Linked DNA regions of Homo sapiens: region 1 is linked to region 2. A link is an interaction called in ENCODE POLR2A ChIA-PET data of the cell type or tissue named here. Cell type or tissue: K562. All regions are shown on one strand. Links, peaks and the distances in the headings refer to the core of each region. The heading gives the core; the rest is flanking DNA. Region 1 holds the start of LOC101928473 (a long non-coding RNA gene). Region 2 overlaps CTTN (cortactin).

Region 1 (11,716 bases), core at 1,579-9,578, 240 kb before region 2:
CGAGACCAGCCTGACCAACATGGTGAAACCCTGTCTCTACTAAAAATACAAAATTAGCCAGGTGTGGTGGGAGCCTGTAATCCCAGCTACTCAGGAGGCTGAGGCAGGAGAATTCCTTGATTCCAGGAGGCAGAGGTTGCAGTGAGCCGAGATCATGCGATTGCACTTCAGCCTGGGTGACAGAGTGAGACTCCATCTCAAAAAAAAAAAAATGTGGGAAGCTTTATCAATTGTTCCAAGGGCTTCTCCAGTCCTTGGTATTTGTGTCATTCTCGTTGGAAACACCCTTCAGATCATCTCACCCCAGTACGTGTTTTCTCCTTAAGTTGTTAGCGGTTCTGGCTGGAAGCTCCTTGATCCACACCTTGGCCCCTAGTGGCAAGCCCAGCATCCACTGGTGACCAAATTCACCAATCCTCCACTGTCTGGTTCCAAGATAACTTCAACTCTGGCTTCTCTTACGCTTGGCTGTCTTGTAGACTAAAAGAGATGAAATCGTCATTTTCACAGGTCAAAGACCATCAGATAGCAGTGATTCACCCGGCAGCTTCACATTTGCACTGCGTAAGGCCCTGGCTTTGAAAGGGGCCTGGAAACATTGGTGCTTTGTAGGGAGGGACATCCCAGGGCTCCTGGGTAAGAGGTCATGGCACTGTGTTTGGACACTTTTGCTTCCCTACATCACCTCTTCTCTGGGTGACCCAGGTAATGAAGACTCAGAACACAGACACTCTATACTAAACTGCCCTGTGAGATTTTGTTTAAAAATTTCAAAGGCTTTAAAAGCCATGAGCTAACCAACCCTCCGAAGACCCTGCTAACCACCAGCATCCCTGTTTTGCGTCTGCTGAGGCCACGGGTGAGCCCCTTGCCCCTCATACCACAGCCCTCCATGGCCAGAGGTGGAGCAAGGGTAGAGTGCTGATTTGCTGGTGCTCTAGGTCAGAGGTTTGCACTTGTTTTCTGTTAAGAGCCAGAGAGTGAACGTTTTAGGCTTCCTGGACCCAGAGACAATGTCCTCAAGTCTTAGGCAATGGTTCTTACCCAAAGGCTACGCTTTTCATACATTTTTCATTTCACACTTTAAAGTGAAAAAGGCCAGGGCCGGGCGCAGTGGCTCACGCCTGTAATCCCAGCACTTTGGGAGGCCGACGCAGGTGGATCACCTGAGGTCAGGAGTTTGAGACCAGCCTGGCCAATATGGTGAAACTGCGTCTCTACTAAAAATACAAAAATTAGCTGGGCATGCAAATTTTTGTTGTGGCAGTTTTAATTTTTTTTTTTTTTGAGATGGGGTCTCACTCTGTTGCCCAGGCTGGAGTGCAGTGGCACAATCTCGGCTCACTGCAAACTCCGCCTCCCGGGTTCACGCCATTCTCCTGCCTCAGCCTCCTGAGTAGCTGGGACTACAGGTGCCCGCCACCACGCTTGGCTGATTTTTTTGTATTTTTTTAGTAGAGACGGGGTTTCACCATGTTAGCCAGGATGGTCTCGATCTCCTGACCTCATGATCCACCCATCTCGGCCTCCCAAAGTGCTGGGATTACAGGCGTGAGCCACCGTGCCTGGCCAAGCCATTTTTAATTTTTAATGTTGGCATGCACCTGTAGTCCCAGCTACTCAGGAGGCTGAGGCAGGAGAATCGCATGAACCCGGGAGGCGGAGGTTGCAGTGAGCCGAGATCGCACCACTGCACTCCAGCCTGGGCAACACAGCGAGACTCCACCTAAAAAATAAATTTAAAAAGCCATTTTTAGCTTTTAGGGACAAGTGAGAAAGAGGCTGTCGAAAAACAGGCCACCATGGCCGTCTTTGCACACCCGCTCTCAAGAGCAAGGCGAGATTGCACCCCAAGCTGTGCCTCAGCATAGCGCTGCTTTGAAAATTGGCATCACAGAGCTGCCTCCAACATGAACTTTCCTCAGAACCTCAGCCTGTTGTGTCCTCCAGGGAACCCCGGGAGGAAGCCTGGGTGAATCCTCCCTCAGTCCCACTTTCCAGATAGGAGGCCGAGGCCCAGGCGGTAACAGTGCCGAGCAGGAACCAGAGAGCTCAAGCCCTGGGCCTCCTGCATGCGTAGAGGGTTTGCCTCTGAAAACCTCACCCTGTATACCGAAGACCCCAAAAGGGGACCCTGGGTCTGCTCACCAGGTTCTCCCTGCAGTCCTCGGAAATTCTGGAGCTCCCTGTCCCATGGCAGTAAAGAAAAGAGTGCCATCCCATTCCAGCAGGTACAGCTAAAAAAAGAAAAGAAAAAAGAAAAGAAAAGAAAAGAAAAGAAGAGTGCAGCCCACACTGAGTCCTCACAAAGGCCTGATGCTCAGGCAGCCGACAGTACCCCACCCCCGCCCGCCACCTGCCACATCACAGTGCGCGTGTGTTTGCTCTGGCACCCTCTGCTTCGAGAAGCTCTGGCTGTCCCCAGACAGTGGCTGAATGAAGCTTGCAAACCCACCAGGGTGAAAGGGAGCAGCAGCTCAGTGGCCCTGGCTTCCCGCAGTCCCTCTGCAGGCATTGGCGTCCCCACCAGCAGCAGGCCTTCCGCGTGCCTCTTTGGACTCTTTGCACCTGGCTGGTTTTTGCTCAGTTCTTACGGATCAGCTACTCACTTCCTGGTTCCTGTCCGGTTGGCTGAAGGCATAATCTGCCCTCCTTTCACGAGTTTGTTTATGGGTTCCTTAACCGTAACCTTTCCTTGAAGAGGCTTTTGTATTCCTTCTGTGATCCGTGCAGGGCCCCCAGGCGAGCTCCTTGAGAGGACAGAGAGGGCCCCTGTGGCCCCTGTGACCTGCGCCCCTGAGGCCCTGGGTGGCTGGGGGAAGCTGTGCCACAAAGCGCAGGTGCCTTGATCACCCTGTCGTCCAGCGGGTCACAGCAGGGACCCAGCCGTGCGTGGGAATCTGCTCCAGGTCCCTAGCCCTGGTTTCGACTTCCTGTTTTCTTCCTGGTTCTTCAGAGCCTGCTGGTGGGAAAGTGCAGCCTCCATTCAGCTCCCGGGCACTGCATGTGGGCAGGAGTGGTGGCCTCGCCAAGTACCTGGCTTTATCCAAATACCTCCCTGTTCTGTTCCAGAAAATGGCGCTTAGCATCCCCTAGAGTGGGAAAAATTCCTTGGGAAAGAAACCAAGGAATTTACTTGGGGAAGTAAAAATGAGGCAATTTTCCCCAACAGGGCTTTCATAAAAGAAGCCCACCCAAAGAATATTCTAAAAGCACAGCATCCCCTTTTACTTAGAGATGTCAATGAAAAGAGTCAAACTCTGTCAAATATTTGAAGAGATTTATTCTGAGCCATGAGTGACCATGGCCCATGACACAGCCCTCAGGAGGTCCTGAGAACATGGGCCCAAGGTGGCCGTGGTACAGCTTGGTTTTATACATTTTAGGGAGACATGAAACATCAATCAGATACATCTAAGGTATACATTGGTTTGGTCCAGAAAGGCGGGACAGGGCGACTTCCAGATTATGGGTATATATATATATACACTTTTTTTTTTTTTTTTTGGAGACAAGAGTTTCACTCTTGACACCCAGGCTGAAGTGCAATGGCATGATGCAACCTCCACCTCCTGGGTTCAAGCGATTCTCCTGCCTCAGCATCCTGAGTAGCTGGGATTGCAGGTGTGCGCCACCAGATTTGGCTAATTTTGTATTTTTAGTAGATACAAGGTTTCACCATGTTGGCCAGGCTGGTCTCCAACTTCTGACCTCAGGTGATCTGCCCGCCTCTGCCTACCAAAGTGCTGGGATTACAGGCATGAGCCACCACACCCGGCCTATTTTTAAAATTTCTGATTGTCAATTGGTTGAGTTATTATCAATAGAAAGGAAAGTCTGGGTTATGATAAGGGGTTTTGGAAACCAAGGTTTTATTGTGCAGATGAAGCCTCCCGGTAACAGGCTTCAGAGAGAATAGACTGTAAATGTTTATCAGACTCAAGGTCTGTGTTGATGTTCATGCTGGTCGACTTTTGTTGAATTCCAAAAGGGAGGAGGGCATGAGGAGGCCTGTCCGACCCTCCTCCCGCCCCCTGCTTCCTGTCATGGCCTGAACCAGTCTTTCAGGTTAATTTGGGGGTGCCCTGGCCGAGACGATGAACCCCATTCAAATGGTTCGGGGGACCCTTAGAATTTTATTTTTGGTTTACAGAGATCCTTAGAGCAGTGAGTGTCACCCTGGAATGTGCGTCAGAATAACTCGGGGCTCCCAGCCCCACCCCAGGAGAGGCGGATCCCGTGGGCTGGGGCTGGGGTGCCGGTTCAGCATTTCTCTAACACACCCCGCGGATGTGCAGGGCCACACGGAGAGCCATCCGCCTGGACGTAGATATCCTGCAGACCTGTCAGGACAGGCTCCATCGGGGCCCGGAAGCGAGGAAGACCCCGCTCCCGGCTCCATCTCATCCCCGCCTCATCCCTCCCATTTCCTGTTGTCTCTCTGGGCCGGTTGGGCGATCACCTGGGCGGACCCCCTTGCCTGCCTGAGTCCTGCACTTCGACGGCCCTGAACTCAGGAGCCACGTCCCTCGGGAGCCCCAAAGACTTCAACCTCCACCCCAGGCCCACCGCACCTCAGCACCCCACTTCGGAGGTCTCAAACTCAGCGCCCCAAGGGCCAGGTGGGCCACACGCGCAAGTGAGACTAAGTCCTGGGAGTGTTCTTCATGGCCACAGAGCAGTGTGCCTGTTCCCACATTTCTTGAAACGTTCAACTCTCTAGTGGGGGTCTGGGTTTAGATGCTAAGGCGGCCATAATGGAGGTCGGAGGTCGCCGGGAGGCCTCAGCACAGACAGCAGAGCTGCGGTGCACAGCCCAGCCTGCAGGGGGCGCCCCCGGGCACCACAGCCAGCTGTTGCCAAGGAGACGCACCAGCCAGCCAGGACCAGAGCCGAGGAGTCTCGATTTTTCTTTTCTTTTTTTTTTCTTTTTTTTTTTTTTTTTTTTTTTGAGACAGAGCCTCGTTCATTCTCCCAGGCTGGAGTGAAGTGGCGCGATCTCGGCTCACTGCAACCTCCGCCCCCCGGGTTCAAGCGATTCTCCTGCCTCAGCCTCCTGAGTAGCTGGGATTACAGGCGCCCGCCACCACACTCGGCTAATTTTTGTATTTTTAATAGAGCGGGGCTTCGCCATGTTGGCCAGGCTGATCTCGAACTCCCGACCTCAGGTGATCCACCAACCTCAGCCTCCCAAAGTGCTAGGATTACAGGCGTGAGCCAATGCGCCCGGTCTTGATTTTTTAAAATACATTTTCCTGGTTTTTAAGCATCCGTCTGCATTTTTAAGCAGTAGACAAGCACAACAAGATGGCCATGCTGCCTGGATGGGGCCTGCCTGCCACCGCTTTGCAGCCTCTGCTCCGGCACCAGAATCTGGTTGGAAAGGGCTTTCTGCACTCGTGCAGTCACTCAGCAAACATTTACCCAGCAGCACCCACCTTATGTGCCAGACACCAAGCTAGACCCAGAATCTACAGGGATGTGCAATTAGCACCCTGCCTTAGGAGCTCGGAGTCCACGGAGGGCCCTCAGCCCTGACACCCAGCCAGGAGAAGCCGGGTCGGAAGTGTTTCCACTCCTAAGGGAGTGCTTCAGTGCTGACTTTGTAGGGCTGTGCCATCCAACCCTCACCTGCATTCCCAGGTGCTTTATTCAGCATGGGGTGGCCTTAGGGCTGCTAGTGTGCAGAGCCCATGTGACTGCCCCACCACCTGCTCCAGCAGAAAAATAAACTGAGGACCACTGCACTCGTGCAAAAGATCAAACGGAGCTACAATAAACTCCTCATCTGGGATAAGGCGATAGTCCCCATGGCCCGAGGACTGGAGACAGGGGTCAGGGAAGTGTGACTGTCACTTCTCAAATTGCCTACCAGCAATGGGTTGCAGTGGGTATTTCTCTTTTTTTTTTTTTTTGAGACAGAACCTTTCTCTGTTGCCCATGCTGGAATGCAGTGGCGTGATCTCGGCTCCCCATAACCTCCGCCTCCCTGGCTCAATCTATTCTCGTGCCTCAGCCTTCTGAGTAGCTGGGATTACAGGCATGTGCCACGACGCCTGGCTAATTTTTGTATTTTTAGTAGAGATGGGGTTTTGCCATATTGGCGAGGCTGCTCTCGAACTCCTGGCTTCAAGTCATCTGCCCACCTCAGCCTCCCAAAATGCTGGGATTATAGGCGTGAGCCACCACACCCAGCCCGCAGTGGGCATTTCTGATTGATGATGATTGTGACTGTGATCTATCATTGAATTGACACTGGCTGGGGCCAGGGAGCAAGAGATCTTGGTCTCAGAGGTTTCATCTGAGCCTGTGGTTTCTAGCTCGGGGCCACACAGGGGCCTGAGCTCTTGCTGCCTTTGCAGACCACCAGCATGCACCCCAAAAACGGGGACTGGGAGGCTCCCCTCAGCTACTAGGGCAGAAGCGCTATGTACAGCTCTCCCTGTAGCCTCCTGCACAGGTAGGATGTCCACTTGCTCCATCCTGGCCGTTTCTGACGAGTGCTGGTTATCACCCATCTCAGAGCTGGCTCAGGGCACAGAGAGCAGGCCCCAGGATTGGGCTCCCAGCCGAACCGCTGCACACAACATTGCTGGGCATGATAGGGTGCAGTTAGGGTGAGGCGGGGGTCAGCCCGGGACACTGGACCATTTCTAGGAATTGCAACACTGAGGCCCTGCTTCCTGGGCCATTGAGGGCCTCCTTCCTGGGCCCTGCTAGTTCTCATGGCCACTGGGAAGACGAATGGAGAGACCAGCATGGCCCTGGGCGCTGTGTTGTGATCCTCTTGTTCATCTGTGATTTGGTGCACCCCTGGGTCTTGGAGTAAAGGGAACAAGGGTGTGTCTAGATAGGGAACGGTTCAACCTTCACTGCTGTGGACTCAGTGCCTCCAGCCAGGGGCCCTGGCACTGTTCCTCAACAGCAAAGCCATGTCTGGCCTATCCCTAAATACAGGTATCCTCCGCCAGAGCTTTAGGAGCTGCACCCCAATTGAATCTTGGTCAGTTTAGGAATTAAAAAAGGTTTCATCTAAGCGAACTAGCATTTAAACAGGTGCATGGGGAGATTGTGCAGAACCACTGAGGGAGCAGCTGTCTTTAAGCACCTCTTTTAGAAGCTGGTGAGCTTGTCAGAAAGGGCTGGTACACACCAGGCCCTGGCACTGGCCTGGCTTCCTCAGGACCTGAACAAATGACTCTTGGTTGCCATAAGCCTCTGACTGCTGTGAGAAAGCCTGGCCCCTGCAAGGGTGGTACCCGCTCAGACTGCTGCCTGGTAGCTGGAATGACTGAGAGTGTAGGGCTCTTTAAAACTGTGACTTCTTCTTCCCCCAGGAATCTGGTACAATATCCTCAGAGGCATTGGGAAGCTTGCTGTCATCATCAATGTAAGTGACATCAGGGACCTTGGCAGAATGGAAGTCCCGGCTGAACTGCCAGGTGGCCGGGGCCCTGTGGAGAAGGAGCTGGGCATGGGTCTTCTGCCTCTAGCCATGGTGCAGCCCCAGGCTGCCCGGATTCTCTAGTTATAAATGTCCCTTGACCGCATGGCATGGGGAGGGTGCACTCTGGGGAGGCATAACAAATTCTCTTCAACCTTTTTCTGCAAGTTTTTTTTTTTTGAATCTGAGTTTCACTCTGTGGTCCAGGCTGCAGTACAGTGGCACGATCTCAGCTCCCTACAACCTCCGCCTCCCAGGTTCAAGCTATTCTCGTGCCTCAGTCTCCCAAGTAGCCGGGATTACAGGCACCCACCACCACACCTGGCTAACTTTTATATTTTTAGTAGAGACGGGGTTTTGACATGTTGACCAGGCTGGTCTCAAACTCCTGACCTCAGGTGATTCGCCCTCCTCGGCCTCCCAAAGTGCTGGGATTACATTCACGAGCCACTGCGCCCAGCCTTTCTGCAAGCTTTGAGCAAAATTCTCCACCATGCCCACCTTCGCCCCTAAGTCCACTGAGAATAAACAAGAGACAGAGATAGGTGGGAAGACAGAGACAGAGATAGGAGGGAAGACAGAGACAGAGATAGGAGGGAAGACAGAGACAGAGGGAGAGAAACACAGAGATTCCTTATTGGCAATCTTTCTGTTCTCTTATTTAAAGAAAAAAGTTGATTTTTCTCCTTAATCTGAAACGTATGGCTGCTCTGTAGAGAAGGTTTGGGAGATGCTGAAATGGGGCGAGAAGGGAGCACTCATCAGCCTTACACACGGCTCTGCTAAGGATCAGGGCTCCAGGCCCCTCAGCCTCCTCCCCAGCATGGCAGCCCCTTCCAGCCTCTCCTATCCCCAGGCCTGCAGGCTAGGATGGCCCGGCCCTCAGCCTTCCCCATCGGGGTCTGTCTGACTCTGCCCATGGCCTGGATCTCCCCGGGTTTAGCTGTGCCCAGCTGTCCCCAGTACATACTTCAAGCCCAAGGCTGCATCCTAGACATGAAAACCCGAGGCAGCCATGGGGAGTCTGCTGTGCCAGGGGCCCATGGCTCTCGTCCCTTCCACCCTCTGGCTGAGCCCAATCCTCCCCGCCAAAAGTTGACACCATGCACATGAGGGACACGGGGTGGCTCCCCAAAGCTGACGGTCGACGCCCCTGCAGGGCCGTGATGCCAAGTCAGGGTCTCAGCAGGCCCTGGGACTCAGTCCCCACAGAGGGCAGGGGGTGACACTCAGCCCCGGAGAAGGGCCCCTCAGAGCCCTCTGACAGTGCCCTTTCCCGGTGGGCAACGCTTTCTGCCAGGCATGCGCTCCCACCAGATTACAGGAAGGCTGCAGGCAGAGTGTGCACACCGGGATGGCCCCTTATCCCGCCCAGACAAAGGCGCGCAGGGCCCTGAGGCAGGGCCCATGCTGTGCTGGAGTGGGTGGAGCTGGGAACAGAGGTACGTCCTGCCTGCAACAAGCGGCGCTGTGAGCAGCTGCGGAGCACAGTGGGCATCTCCTGAGGACAACAGCAGCAACAACAATAACAGCAGGCTGGGCCCGGTGGCTCACACCTGTAATCCCAGCACTTTGGGAGGCCAAGGCAGGAGGATCGCTTGAGGCGAGGAATTCAAGACCAGCCTGGCCAACATAATGAAACACAGTGAGACCATGTCTCTCTCTCTGAAAAAAAAAAAAAAAGTAGTAGCAGGAAACATTCACGAGGCACCTAGAATGTTCTAGAACCTTCTAAGCTCTTTCCACACACTAGCCCACTGGTCTGCAGACAGCCCTTGAAGGCGAGGACTGCCATGGCCCCATCTTACAGGTAAGACACCAGAGGCACAGAGAGGTTAGGTGATTTGCCCAAGGCCACACAGCCATGTGAGAGGCAGCCGTTGGGCCTTGGTTTCCTCTCTTGTAAGGGCACCAGCCAGAGCCGGTGCTATAATAGAATGAGCCGGGTGAGGACTTGAGAGCTTGCAAAGCACTTTCCCTTCCTGCCTCATTCCCTTCTCCAACAAGCCCAGAGGCACAGTGCATACATGGTGTGGGTGTTGTTAGCCCTGTTTTGACAAGAAGAAAATGGAGGCACAGAGAGGTTGGGTGATTTGCCCAAGGCCACACAGCCAGCAAGAGGCTGCCAGCGTCTGCCTGGTGCCTTCTCTCCTAGAAGTGCACTGTTCTGGCCACCAGGCACTCTCCTTCAGCTGCCAGGGGGCTGAGAGGAACACCCGCGACCCTGCATCCATTCACTCAGCATGCCGAGGCTGTGCGGCTATGGTCCCCGCCAGAGGCAGTGGCATATGGCCAGGGTCCAGTGTAACTGTGGATGGGTCACCCCCTGTTGCGGCCGGCCCTTCTGCGCCCAGGCTGGGGGTCCCCCTCACTGCCATGTCCCCTGCACAGGCCTTCGTGATCTCCTTCACGTCTGACTTCATCCCGCGCCTGGTGTACCTCTACATGTACAGTAAGAACGGGACCATGCACGGCTTCGTCAACCACACCCTCTCCTCCTTCAACGTCAGTGACTTCCAGAACGGCACGGCCCCCAATGACCCCCTGGACCTGGGCTACGAGGTGCAGATCTGCAGGTACTGCTCTCTGCTCCCCTCTTTGAAAAGCCACGTTTATTGGGTTTCTGGGAGAGCCTGGGTTTGGACGGGGCTCAAATCAGGAGCAAGTCATGAAACAACGCAAACTTGCTTAAAAAGAAGAAGAAGGAAAAAAAAAAAGGCTGGTGCAGTGGCTCACACCCGTCATCCCAGCACTTTGGGAGGGCCAGGCAGGAGGATCACTTGAGCTCAGGAGTTAGAGACCAGCCTGAGCCACATAGTGAGACCTCATCTCTACAAAAAATTTTTTAAATAGCCGGGCGTTGTGGCACTCACCTGTAGTTCTAGCTACTCGGGAGGCTGAGGTGGGAGGATCAATTGAGCCTAGGAATTTGAGGCTGCAGTGAGCTATGATCGCACCACTGCACTCCAGCCTGGGCAACAGAGTGAGACCCTATCTATAAAGAAATAAACAAATGCCTAAGGGGAGGAAATTAGAGGTGATTTACCAGTTCCTGTAACTAAGAAGCCCAGGATAGCTTCAGGCATGGCTGGATCCAGGAGCTACAGTTTGCCATCAGGCTCCACTCTGGCACTGCCTCTCCACTTTGATTTCCTCTGTGTTGCATTGTTCTCTTGCTGATGAAAAGGATCCCTAGCAGCTCCTGGCTTCAATCCTTTCTGCTCTGCAGCCCCTGTGGGAAGACCTTCTGTTTCCCAATAGTCAGTGAAAATCCAGGGACTGAGTCTTACTGCCCCATCTTGGGTCAGATGTCCATTCTTGAACCAACCACTATTGCCATGAGGAGGGGGGCTCTCCTTGGCTTGGCCTGGGTCATGTGCCAGGGTGTGAGGTCACAGAGAATGGGGGGGTCCTAGGGAAAACTGGGGTGCTATGACTTGAAGAAGAGGAGACAGATGCTAGCAGGCAAAGCCTTGAGCACAGAATAAAGAGGAACGAGCTGGTGCGTGTGGCTTCTGACACTGGGAGGACAGGGCTGCTTGTTCCCATGGGAAAGCAGGTTGTGCAACTTCTGCCTGGCCCAGCAGCTGGCACCAGAGCCGTGGCCCAGCCTGATCCTATCTCAGGAGTTGGCAGCTCAGTGCTGAATAGGCCCTCGGAGACTCCCATCCAGCTCCCTCCAGAAATCAAGCTCCGTAGGCAAGGGCCCTATCTGTTGTGCACCGCCCCCCACCCCGGAATTCTCCATCCCTGGGGTGGGGTCTGGCACATAGTAGTTGGTCAATAAATGCTTGTGACATAAGTAAGTGAGGGAATGCCCAGACTGAGGCCCAGAGAGGTCAAGTGATTGCCCAGGGGACACACAGCAAGGTGGTAGTCGGAGTGGGCGAGCACCAGGGATGTGGGTCCAGGCCAGGGCTGTGCCTGCAAATCCAGGTGGCCCTTCTCCTAGCCTCCCCGACTGACCTCAGGTTTTAGTGACCAACAGGGGCACAAACGGCCCCTGAGCCCCTGGAAATCCTGCCCCTCATGGGGGCATTTTCTGTCCAGCTTTGGGAAGCTTTTCCAATGCAGGGTGGGGACGTCAGCTCCATTCAAGCTATGTTCCAGCTGATGTGTGGCATCCCCCAGATTCAGGGAGCTGTGGAGGGAGGGAGGCCCTAGGCAGAGACCTCACCCTGCCCCCACAGACCCTGGGCATCTCTGGGTCTCTGTGAAAAGAGGAAGGGGCTGGGGAGAACTGGAGCACGGGCAGTGGTCATGAATGGGGCA
Region 2 (11,716 bases), core at 2,105-10,104:
GGGAACATTTGTCCCTAAGCTCTACCTTACAAGCGAGAGGTTTCTAAAGTATGAGATGTCTGAATAACTGAGACCTTAAATGCCCTGTCCCTTTTTTTATTATCTGGAAATGATTATGTGTTAATAGTGAGGTACTGTGAGCTTTGTGTTCTTATCGAAAGCCCAGAGTTGGGCACTGAGTGAACCCTGTCATTGTTTCTCACTTGGCACTATCTAAAATGCCAGCTCTTGGGGCAGTTTTTTTTTTCGTCAGAAAGTGTAGATAAAAGGAACTTTTAAAATATGCTCAGACTTTTATTTTAGGCCACGCTGGGTTCAGAGTGGATCCTCCTTTCCCTGGCTGTGAAGGCAGCACCACTGACCCGGTGACCGCCTCAGTATCCCGGGAAGACTGTCCCGCTTGACCACGGTCCCTTCAGCTGAGAAAGATTTAGTCCTTCCTCCAGAAAAGAAGGCACAGCCTGCACAATGGCTTTTTATTTTGTTGTTAAAGATTTATTTATTTATTTATTTATTTATTTTGAGACAGGGTCTCACTCTGTCACCCAGGCTGGAGTGCAGTGGTGCAATCATAGCTCACTGCAGCTTTGACTTCCTGGGTTCAAGCGATCCTCTCACCTCAGCTTCCTGAGTAGCTGGAACCATGGGCGCACACCACAATGGCTAGCTAAGTGCTTTTATTTCTTGTAAAGATGAGGTCTTGCTTTTGTTGCTCAGGCTGGTCTTGAACTCCTGGGCTCAGGTGATTCTCCTGCCTCAGCCTCCCAAAGTGCTGGGATCACAGGTGTGTGCCGCCGCACCTGGCCCCCAGTGGCTTTTTATACACAAGTTTTAGTCCCTCTCTGGCTTGCTCAGCACACTCCCTTCCACAGAAGCAGCTTCGGAACTCCGGTGGCCGTGCGGCTGCCCAGGACAAGAGACTGGAATGGGGCTGACTTGGGAGTCCACTGTAGCCTTGGGTATTTGCTATGGCGTTAAGCAGACTCCTGAATTCGTTGAGTCATCATACCTCTTCTCATCTCTTCTGTTCCCTGTGGCTTCAAAACATGTCTCGGAGGGTGGCTTGGAGAAAAAACAACTCTCCAGTACAAAACCCTTGGGCTGGTTAGGATTCAGAGAGGAACACATGGGGAATAAGCCCATTCTTCATGCTCTGGGGCCTTCCCAGGTTTTAGGAGTGGTGTCTTTCTTTCTCCTGCTCATAAGGGTATTGGGCGGTTTCCAAGCCTGGTTTGTATTTCATCTTCAATTCTAGGATTGTCGTCCAGATGTCAAAGGTGGCGTCCTGGTGTCTCCTGGGCAGAAAGTCCGAATGCCAAAGTGGCCTTCTTATCACTCTGGGGTCTCTCAATGACAGCTGTGTCTGGCCTACCAGATTTGAGCAAACCTTGTCATCTGTTTCATTATCTGCTGTATTAAAATTTTTTAATGGCATTTAGATGTTAAATTCTGAAACGCTTTCCTCTCATCTTTGAATGTATAAAAAAGCTGGAGTACTTCAAGTACAGACGAATCATCTGAATGTTCAGCACCACTGGACTTCTGCCAGTGGCCGAGGAAGGGACCATAGCCTCGTGTTTCCCCCTCTACCTCTGGATGATTACAGACTAGCTTTCCTATTTTCTGCGTGTGAAATAAAGGTCAGGCTTCAGTAGAGCCATCTTTAGCGGGGATTTGGGATGATCCCAGTGTCTGCCTTCAGATTCGTGTTCTGTCTCCCACAGAGCATGCGTCTGATACTGCAGACTGCCGAAGTGGGTGTACCAGCCGGCAGAATAGTCAGGAAGGCACAGTGCAGGGAGAGAATCGGTGAACATCAGATAAGCAGATTTACAAATTTACAAAGATAATGTCACCTGTTCTTATTTATCATACCAGGAGGCAAAGCTGCACGTCTGTTTTATTGATCTGTTCCTATTTTCATCTCTTCCATCAAGCATACACAAGCTGAGGGAGAATGTCTTTCAAGAGCATCAGACCCTTAAGGAGAAGGAACTTGAAACAGGACCAAAAGCTTCCCATGGCTATGGAGGGAAATTTGGTGTGGAACAAGACCGAATGGATAAGGTAAGTGGCCCGCGGCTGCCTATGCCAGGCTCCTGGTGTGCTTGGACCACTAGACTGGGTGGCAGAGTCGTCCCTCAGTCTTTCCTTAGATCAGCAGTTTTGAGTCCATCTGCTGAGGTTGCGATTTGCCCGGAGTAGACCCCTGTTGATTGGACTTACTCATGAAGTACTCTAGCTTTCTTCAAAGCTCTTTAGGAATCCTCAGAGGTGCTGGAGCACGGGTGTTAGTGGGGAGGCCCAGAGAGGGAGATTGGCCCTCAGAGGCAGCCTTGTGATAGGACAGAAGTCCAGAAGCATCCTGGCTCTAGGTGTCATCACTGTCAATGCCTGTGGTTCCAGTCTGTAGCCTAAGTCATGCCAGTCCGAAGACCAAAGTCAAATCTGTAGGTCCCCATGGTTCACAGCACACACGGAATCCAGCCAAAGGCCTGGCTAACATCCTTCATGCGTTCAGTGACCATCAGAGCAGTCTCCCTCGTGTAAATTCGGCGCGTACCAGGCTGGGGACAGTGCTCACTCTATTCGAGAGGTCTGGGCAAGCCTCCCAGCAGCTGTCATTGATGGGATGCAGACTGCCACGCAGACGTTGATTGAGGACGTTGGCCAAATGCATCCGGCTGCACCCGTGCTTTAGGTCCTCTCTACCTTAAGAAAGGGAGCCACGTTAGCTCAGGAGGGCTACCTTTTCCTTCCTGGAGAGAAGATGGAAGAGATCGCAGTGTGTTTGCATGTTTCTTCAGTAAAACAGACATCCTGGAGGTGAACTTTTGAGTCTGAGCAACATAAGCTTGTTCTGACCTGACAGATGCTTGCCTTTACTCTGTGGAAAGAAGTGTGTTAGCCAGTGTCGGATTCCAGCCGGTAATTCCATACCCCTCTCCCACCTCATGCACCAGCCAGATGAACATTTGAGCTGGGCACGGGATGATGTTGCCGTGTCACAGTGAGCTGCACCTTGCTCTGTCCCCCGCAGAGTAGATGATGTGGTGGGCCGGCAGGGCACCCCAAACCACGACCATAAATAGCCTGGGGGAGGAGTGGGGTGAGGGACCTTCTGCAGGAAAGAGACATGGATGTTGCTGCGTCACTACCACAGAGATGCCCTGACACCGAGAAGAGCAATGTGTGCAGAATCATCATCTTTGGAGTCTAAAAAAAGTCTGGTAGCTTTTAGGAGTGTAAACAGGCAGACGGACCCCTGAGTTCAGTGCAGCGAGCGAAGCAAGTGCACACGGACAGACGGAATCCATGTGTTCAGTGCAGCGAGCGAAGCGTGTGCACACGGACAGACGGAATCCATGTGTTCAGTGCAGCGAGCGAAGCGTGTGCACACGGACAGACGGAATCCATGTGTTCAGTGCAGCGAGCGAAGCGTGTGCACACGGACAGACGGAATCCATGTGTTCAGTGCAGCGAGCGAAGCGTGTGCACACGGACAGACGGAATCCGTGTTCAGTGCAGCGAGCGAAGCGTGTGCACACGGACAGACGGAATCCATGTGTTCAGTGCAGTGAACGAAGCAAGTAGATAGGAGCCTTTCCCACTGCAGACTGAGGCGAGCCCTGTGCTTAGGGGGCTTGTGGGGAGTTAGCGCAGAGAGACATTTATTCTAAAAATGGGGCTCCCTGCTGTGGGTTGGGAAAATTACATATTGGGGAAAAGAAAGGCAACGTGTCAGGAGAGCCTGGTAGGGAAGCTGCTGTGGCTTCTCTGCTGCTGCTCGGCCTGCACCTTTTTTCAGCGCGAATCTCGCTCACCCTAGAACCTGCAGCTCAGGCCTTCCCGAGTGCCAGGAGCTCCCTGGAAGAGCCCTCACTTCCCTCTCTCCTGTGCGGTCTCCACAGCAGCCTCTGCTTCCCTCATGAGCTGTCCTTGCCTCATCCTGCTGTCCTTCCCAGGGAGACTCCCCTCCGGGCTGGGCTTTTCAAGGGTCGGGACTTGTCATCCTCACCTTGTGCCTGGCTCAGTGCCACGTGCCCCCCCCTTAGGCCAGTGCTCTCATGGAACCAAGGAGGCTTATGGAGCCTTGCTCTCACCTCTCAGCCGGCAAGTTGGAGAGCTGTCCTAGCAGGGCGAGTCCAGCAAGGGATGCTGCTGCTGCTCAGTCCCAGCTGGCATCGGGGCCAGGTTAGCGCTCAGCTCAGGTCAGCACCATGGGACAGATACGTTGTCAAAAATAACTCAGGGCCAGGTACGGGACTGGCACCTGTAATCCCAGCATTTTGGAAGGCCGAGGCAGGATGATCTTATCAGCCCAGGAGTTTGAGACCAGCCTGGGCAACATAGCAAGACCCTATCTCTACAAAAACATAATTAACTGGGCATGGTGGTGCACACCTGTAGTCCCAGCTGCTTGGGAGGCTAAGCTGGGAGGATCACCTGAACCTGGGAGGTGGAGACTGCAGTGTCCTGTGATCGCACCATTACAGTCCAGCCTGGGCGACAGAGAGAGACGCTGTCTCAGGAAATAAATAGATTAAACTCAGATTCCAAACCGAAGGGGAAACGGCTTAAGTTATTTGTAACTTGCCCACTCCAGAAACTAAAAAAAAAATAAAAAATTGAAATCTCTGCGTTAAGACTTGAGGAATATGTGCTAGAGACTTCCAGAACAAAAGAAGACATTGAGGACAAGCACACGCGAGAGGAGCCTGGACGGGCTGTCAGGATTCTGTTTATGCTGGGGCCTGAGCACACTGCACCTTTCCCTTGCGGCCAGCGGTGGCTGCATCCATCACGCGGGGCAGGCTTCCTTCTTGATCCCTTGTCTCCTTGCATCCCGTAGCCCTGAGTCTACATATTCAGGCTTCAAGATACAATCTCCCCAGCGTGATTGTTTAATAACAGATTTTGTCAATGTGAAATCGAAGGCAATTTTGGAGATGAATCCCTTTCAATCAAAAAGCTGGAAACTTTGCCTAGTTGTCATTCTGGGCATGTCTTTAGATCAGTTTTCCTGTAACTTCCTTCTGATGAAAACTCATGCTGGGGAATCCCTTTGGCACGTCTGCCTCTGCCACTCCTTCATCTCTGTTTTCTGGGTGAGACCCCGGAGGACACGGATGGGCAGTCTCTGCCACAGAGGGTTTGGAGGTGATGGCTCATGTGGAAAGAGAGTCAGCTGCCAACCTCAAAACAAACGTGGGAAGAAGAGGGCGCAGCACAGGCCCAAGGCTTAGGGCAAGACCTGCTTTTTCAATAGGGGAAATAGTGGACACTCTCTGAGTTGCCTGCTGCGTCAGCACCGGTGTGGGATGCTGCTTGGGTTAGCAGGTTAGCATGAGTGGCTCCACATGCTAGAGGGAGTGAGAAGAGGGGTCCCGATGTGCCGTGGACTTTCTCCACGCCCTCTGCTGGGCCATGTGCCCGCACTGTCTGTGAAGGAGTCCTTGACCCGGCTCTGCTGTGAGGAGGGAGCCTCAGAACCCTGGGGCCTCGGTGTCAGGACTGGAGCAGGGCCAGTGCTTTGAGGTAGGAGATCTTTTCCACTTTGTGGACCAGAGGGTCTCTCAATAGAACTGCCGAACGGAGTTGCTGAATCACACAAGCAGCTGTGGACAGCACACCTGTGAATGGCTGTGGCTGTGTCCCAGAGGCGTTATTTACAGAAGAGCTGGGTGCCGGGTCTGGAAAGCCCAGGGGAACCTTGGGCTTTACCTGCTGGCTTTGGCGAACAGAAGGTCCCCAAACCTGTGTGCGCTGATGGGGGCTGACGACATTAATGATGCTGAAATGAGCTGGCATGGGAGCCGGCAGCTGGCTCCTGCCTGAACAGGGTGCTGCTCAGCGGAAATCCAGTGTGAGCCTGTGTCTTGCAGACTATTTTTGTTTATAGTCTATTAGAACAAAATAGTTTGCTGGCAGACTATTTTTTGTGCCGATTCTTTGGTCATGTGATTCACAGAGGTCCCACTTCAGTAGATGCCAGCAGTCTCCACACCAGCGGGTCTCACGGATCCTGCCACAGGCTGCCAGCTCTGTGTACCTTCTTCATGCCCGGTCGTGTCAGAAATCCCCACTGGTGGCCCCGACCTGTGTCCAGGGTTCGTGTGCAGCTTCCAGGAGCCCAAGGGCTGGGGTGGGCCGTGAAAGCCTGCACCAAGGGCTGGGCGCGGTGTCTCACGCCTGTAATCCCAGCACTTTGGGAGGCCGAGGCGGGTGGATCACAAGGTCAGGAGATGGAGACCATCCTGGCTAACACGGTGAAACCCCGTCTCTACTAAAAATACAAAAAATTAGCCAGGCATGGTGGCGGGTGCCTATAGTCCCAGCTACTCGGGAGGCTGAGGCAGGAGAATGGCGTGAACCTGGGAGGCGGAGCTTGCAGTGAGCCGAGACCCCGCCACTGCACTCCAGCCTGGGCAACAGAGCAAGACTCTGTCTCAAAAAAAAAAAAGCCTGCACCAAGGACCCGGGCCTCCCAGGAGTCGTGTCGCCTTCCTTGGCTCCCCAGATGGGTGTGTTAATGTAAGGTTTCCCTGCACTGACCAGGATGTGGCCTCCCCCAGCCCTGCTCTGGGAGGAAGTGAAGCGCCGCAGTGTTGTTGGTGTCTAATGCTTTGTGTTTGAACCCTGTTCCAGTCAGCTGTCGGCCACGAATATCAGTCGAAACTTTCCAAGCACTGCTCGCAGGTGGACTCGGTCCGTGGCTTCGGAGGCAAGTTTGGTGTCCAGATGGACAGAGTTGATCAGGTGAGTGATGTGGCACTGGGACTGGGGCAGGTTGGGGCAAGGGGGGCGTTCCCCGTAGATCTGAGCCCTGTTGGGCCACTTGTAGTAGCAGGCAGGTGCCCTCCAGCTCTGGGGGACTGCAGAGAGGGGCATCTGCCTCCCAGGATGCTCTGAGAGCCTGGGCTCTCAGAGAGAGGAAGCAGGATGCGGCGGGCTTGCTGTAGCAGTCCCTGCGGTCGCTCTTCACTACGTGCCTCAGTACTGGATGGCCCTGTGTCTGTCCCAATGTGCCAGCAGGGACCGTTTCCACCCGTGTTTCTCACATGTGTGTTACTGTGACAGAGTGACATCAGAGCCTATACCGGGGGGGCAGGATGCGCTCGTGTCCAGGACCCAGGCTTTGCGTCCAGGTGTTGTTGCAGTCATCCTAGGCCCGAGCCTCTTTGATTCTCTTCGGCTCGGGTCTGTTGGCTCTTTTGTTTAATAGAGGAGCGATCAGGAGCCTGGAGGGAGCAGGGAGCTGATGCTGGTCGCAGATTGTGGCTTTGTGACATATTAGCCACGGTTCTGAATTTATGTGTCTGTGAAAGGAGGATGATCATACCTATCTCACGGGTGTTTGCTCAGATGCCCATCGCAGTGCCTGGCTGGTGGGAGTGCACCCCTGGTGGCCACTGCTATTCTCATTACTAATACTAATGTTCTCAGCATGACTTATTTGAGAAGCGAGTTTTTGTGAAGCCCGTGGAATGAATCAGCTGAGCATTCCCTGCTGCCGCATGCTGGGGAGGGCAGGTCACCAGGGATATGGCTTGGCCTGCGCCGCCCACTGGGCCTTGCAGTGGGCCTGTCCGTTTAGGATGCCAGAGCTCTTGCGTCACTGCCACCTGCACCTGGCTTAGGAACCCAGAGGTCACAGCATCATGTGTTTCATATTTTTTTAAATGTCATGTCATGAATTCAGAGAGATTGTTTCAGGGACATTGGAAAGTATTTCTCCCCACTTTTTCATGTGTTTTTGGTCGTCACAGTCTGCTGTAGGCTTTGAATACCAGGGGAAGACTGAGAAGCATGCCTCCCAGAAAGGTAAGACGCGAAAGGTGCAGAAAGAGCCCGCTCCGGGGGCCCCGATGGGGAGAGTCACAGCCACCTGAAGCCGTTTCCCCGCGCTCCGGGGGCCCTGATGGGGAGAGTCACAGCCACCTGAAGCCGTTTCCTGAGCGGTGGCTGTTGCCACAAGGAGGACTCTGCCCTCCTCTTCATGTTTCTGGATCATCTGGATACCACATGATGGATGTATTCCCCGTTACACATCCCCCTCGGAGCCCTGGCATCTGCTGTCATTGTGGGGCTTCTCCCCCTTGTAGCGGAAGCCGCCTTCCCTTCATCTGGGCAGCGCTCCTCCTGGAAAAGAGAGCTCACAGATTGATCGGCAGAAAGCTAACTTCCCCCCAAGGCTAGAAACCAGAGTTGTTAAATTCTTGTTTTCCTTATACACATACGGTCTTAACTGCTGGTGATTAATCTTGATTACATCATGCAGTCTCTTTTTTGAAAGACCAAAGCATATCGCCACCTTAAAGTTCTCAGTTTATTTTTTGCAAGCTTATTTAGTTCTTCCTCCTTTGTGTCATTGCATCATCCGCGGAACAAGCTCTCAGTCCTTACGCAGTCTCGGTGCAGTCTAGGTGGAGGTAGCTGTGGTGTGGGCAGGCGGAGGATCAGGGTCTTGTCTCCCATGTTCAGCTGCATGGCTTTCTTCATATGAGGCTTTCTCTTTCCATTTTTTTCATTTTGTTTTGTTTGTTTGTTTGTTTTGAGACAGAGTCTCGCTCTGTTGCCCAGGCTGGAGTGCAGTGGCACGATCTCGGCTCACTGCAACCTGCGCCTCCTGGGTTCAAACGATTCTCCTGCCTCAGCCTCCCAAGTAGCTGGGATTACAGGTGTGTGCCACTACCCCTGGCTAGTTTTTCTATTTTTTAGTAAAGATGGGGTTTTGCCACGTTGGCCAGGCTGGTCTCAAACTCCTGGCCTCAAGTGATCCGCCCACCTCAGCCTCCAAAGTGCTGGTTCTTTGTATGAAGCTTTCCAGCTTTTACCTGAGCAGTTGATTTTCAAAGTGGGCATGCAGCGTCATTTCTGACTACACAAAGGAACTGCCCTGTAACAGCTGACAGGGCCCAGAACCCCCCCATGCACCTGTTGTGAAACAGGGTCCAGCGTCACCTGTATGGAGCAGTGGGTGGCTTGTTGTACATTTTAAAATGTGCGCTTGATGTGTTTGTGAGTTGTAACCCCTACACACTTTTGCTTAGTTTAACAAAAGGAACAGTGTAGTTCGTCCTCAGGCCCCCGTGCTAATTGCTGCCCTGTCTCTCCAGACTACTCCAGTGGTTTTGGCGGCAAGTATGGCGTGCAGGCCGACCGAGTAGACAAGAGCGCGGTGGGCTTCGACTACCAGGGCAAGACGGAGAAGCACGAGTCACAGAGAGGTGGGGCGGACCCCACGGTCTGTAATCACGCGTTTGCTCCAGAAACACCCACGAGGGCATTTTCTCTCTGCACACGTGATTGTTGTAGATTTTTTAACTGAAAATGTTTGGTGTTCTTTTCGTACCAGTGTATGTGGGCTTTTCCTAATTCGAATGGCTGCACAGTTCCCCATCGTATGAGGATTCCATAGTCCATGTAACCATTCCTTTTTTGAATGTGGAATTTAGGTTATTTATTTATTTATTTATTTATTTTTGGTAGAGATGAGGTCTTGCCGTGTTGCCCGGACTGGTCTTGATCTCCGTGGTCTCAAGCAATCCTCCCCCACCTTGGTTTCCTTAAGTGCTGGGATTACAGGTGTGACCTGTAAATTTTTTTTTTTTTTCTTTTAGACGGAGTCTCGCTCCGTTGCCCAGGCTGGAGTGTAGTGGCGTGATCTCTGCTCACTGCAACCTCCACCTCCCTGGTTCAAGCAATTCTCGTGCTTCAGCCTCCCGGCTAGCCGGGATTACAAGCACACGCCACCACGCCCAGCTAATTTTTGTATTTTTAGTAGAGACGGAGTTCTGCCATGTTGCCCAGGCTGGTCTTGAATTCCTGACCTCAGGTGATCGCCCTGCCTTGGCCTCCCAAAGTGCTGGGATTACAGGTGTGAGCCACTGCGCCCAGCTGAAACTTGACTGCAGGGAACATTCTTGTACCTGTGTTTTGTTCACAAGTGATTATTCAAAAGAATCAACTCCTAGACATGGAATTGCTGGGTCGAAGGCTATTGAATGTAAAATTTCCATAGATACTGCCAAGTTGTCCTTGGAGGCTGTGCTGAGTTCTTCCTTCCCCACTGCATAGCCTGTACACCATCACTCAGAGCGTTTCCCAGGGCTGCAGAGGCTGTGGCCTGCCTGTTTCCCTGTGCCTCTTGTTTGGCCTGCACATTTAAATTTTTAAAAATATTTGCCAACATTTGAAAAGTGAGAGCTTGACTATTTAAAAACTCAAAAAAAAAAAAAATTACCCCAAAGCAAGAAACACCACTGGAAGATCCGACCATGCTGGCTTGGCATTTCCCTGAGGAAAGTGCCGGTGGCCTGGAGGGCAGCTTGGCTTGTAGTTTGTCGCGGCCTGGCCTGGCCTTGCCTTCCTGCCGGTCAGGCCTTGCCTGCCGCACAGAGCTGCTTGCCTCTGCTCTCTGCCTCTTTCCTGGGAACAGTCCATTCCTCCTCTTCCCGACACCACACAGTTGTGAGCAGCGCATGCTCCGCGAAGCTGCATGAGTGTGTGACTCCAGGGAGCCAGGGAGCACAGGCCGAGCACCTGGGCAGACGCAAGGCTCCTTGGATGCTTCAGGCCTTCTCTCCCAGGCCTTGATCCTCTGCCTTGTGCTGTTAGTGGGTCCATGAGAGAGTCATGTTTTGGTGTCACAGTGACATGCTAAATGGCTTCATTCTGAGTAGAACTGAAGTTTCTGGAGGATGCTGTGTGTGTCCTATTTCCTGGCATCCCCCTGCGTGCTTCAGTTTGTGAAGAGTGGCCTTTGAAAGCCTTGCCCTTCTGCTGCCTCCTGAGCTTAGAGCCTTATCATAAACTCTCATCTCCTGCTAGCTTCTGGATGCAATGGATGATGTTACAGGAATTCATCTGCTGTACTTTATTTCTTTTTTTTTTTTTTTTGAGACGGAGTCTCTCTCTCTCGCCAGGCTGGAGTGCAGTGGTGCGATCTCAGCTCAGTGCAACCTCCTCCTTCCGGGTTCAAACAATTCTCCTGCCTCAGTCTCCTGAGTAGCCGGGATTACAGGCATGCACCACCAAGCCCAGCTAATTTTTGTATTTTTAGTAGAGGCGGGGTTTCACCATGTTGCCCAGGATGGTCTTGATCTCTTGACCTCATGATCCGCCCACCTTGGCCTCCCAAAGTGCTGGGATTACAGGTGTGAGCCACTGTGTCCAGCCTCTGCTGTACTTTAAAAAAAAAAACTTTTTTTCTTAATTCTTTTTTTTTTTTTGAGATGGAGTTTCACTCTTGTTGCTCAGGCTGGAGTGCAGTGGCGCAATCTCGGCTCACTGCAACCTTCACCTCCTGGGTTCCAGTGATTCTTCTGCCTCAGCCTCCCGAGTAGCTGGGATTACAGGTGTGGGCCACCACGCCCAGCTAATTTTGTATTTTTAGTAGAGATGGGGTTTCATAATGTTGGTCAGGCTGGACTTAAACCCCTGACCTCAGGTGATCCACCCACCTCGACCTCCCAAAGTGCTGTGATTACAGGCGTGAGCCCCCTCCCCCAGCCTGTTTTTTGAATTTTTAAAATATTAGCTAATGATTTAACTTAGAGATGGGGTCTTGCTATGTTGCTCAGGCTGGACTCCGCCTCCTGGGCTCAAGTGATCCTCCCTTCTCAGCCTCCTGAGTAGCTGGGCTGCAGGCACACACCCCCACCTCTGGTTACCACTGTTTGTGTTTCTGTTATTACACATAAATAGCACCTTT

The links. ChIA-PET counts read pairs that join two places held together with the same protein. Peaks named below come from ENCODE experiments on the same cell type or tissue, not always from the same donor. Only the 100,000 strongest peaks of a DNase experiment are listed, where the experiment ranks them.
Region 1: POLR2A ChIA-PET joins it to region 2 with 5 read pairs; 2 of 35 experiments call an interaction of 5 or more read pairs at or near these places.

Annotation. Positions count from the first base shown.
Region 1 is chr11:70,172,667-70,184,382 of GRCh38, forward strand. ANO1 (anoctamin 1) reads left to right here. Exons shown (of 26, transcript NM_018043.7): 23 at 7,338-7,390; 24 at 9,836-10,020. It overlaps LOC101928473 (a long non-coding RNA gene), which reads right to left and starts at 2,570. Exons shown (of 4, transcript XR_950276.3): 1 at 2,456-2,570; 2 at 2,149-2,237; 3 at 303-480. RefSeq lists an enhancer at 1,787-2,492. In K562, for the core only: a CTCF peak has its summit at 4,826 (motif pointing right); a DNase peak (open chromatin) is centred at 4,855; H3K27me3 peaks cover 4,562 bases.
Region 2 is chr11:70,407,894-70,419,609 of GRCh38, forward strand. CTTN (cortactin) reads left to right here. Exons shown (of 18, transcript NM_005231.4): 5 at 1,938-2,067; 6 at 6,649-6,759; 7 at 7,770-7,824; 8 at 9,120-9,230. Among named protein-coding and RNA genes, the nearest start is that of CTTN, 15 kb to the left of the region's middle. RefSeq lists a silencer at 7,332-7,533 and an enhancer at 11,652-11,716. In K562, for the core only: no CTCF peak of the experiment used is centred there; no DNase peak of the experiment used is centred there.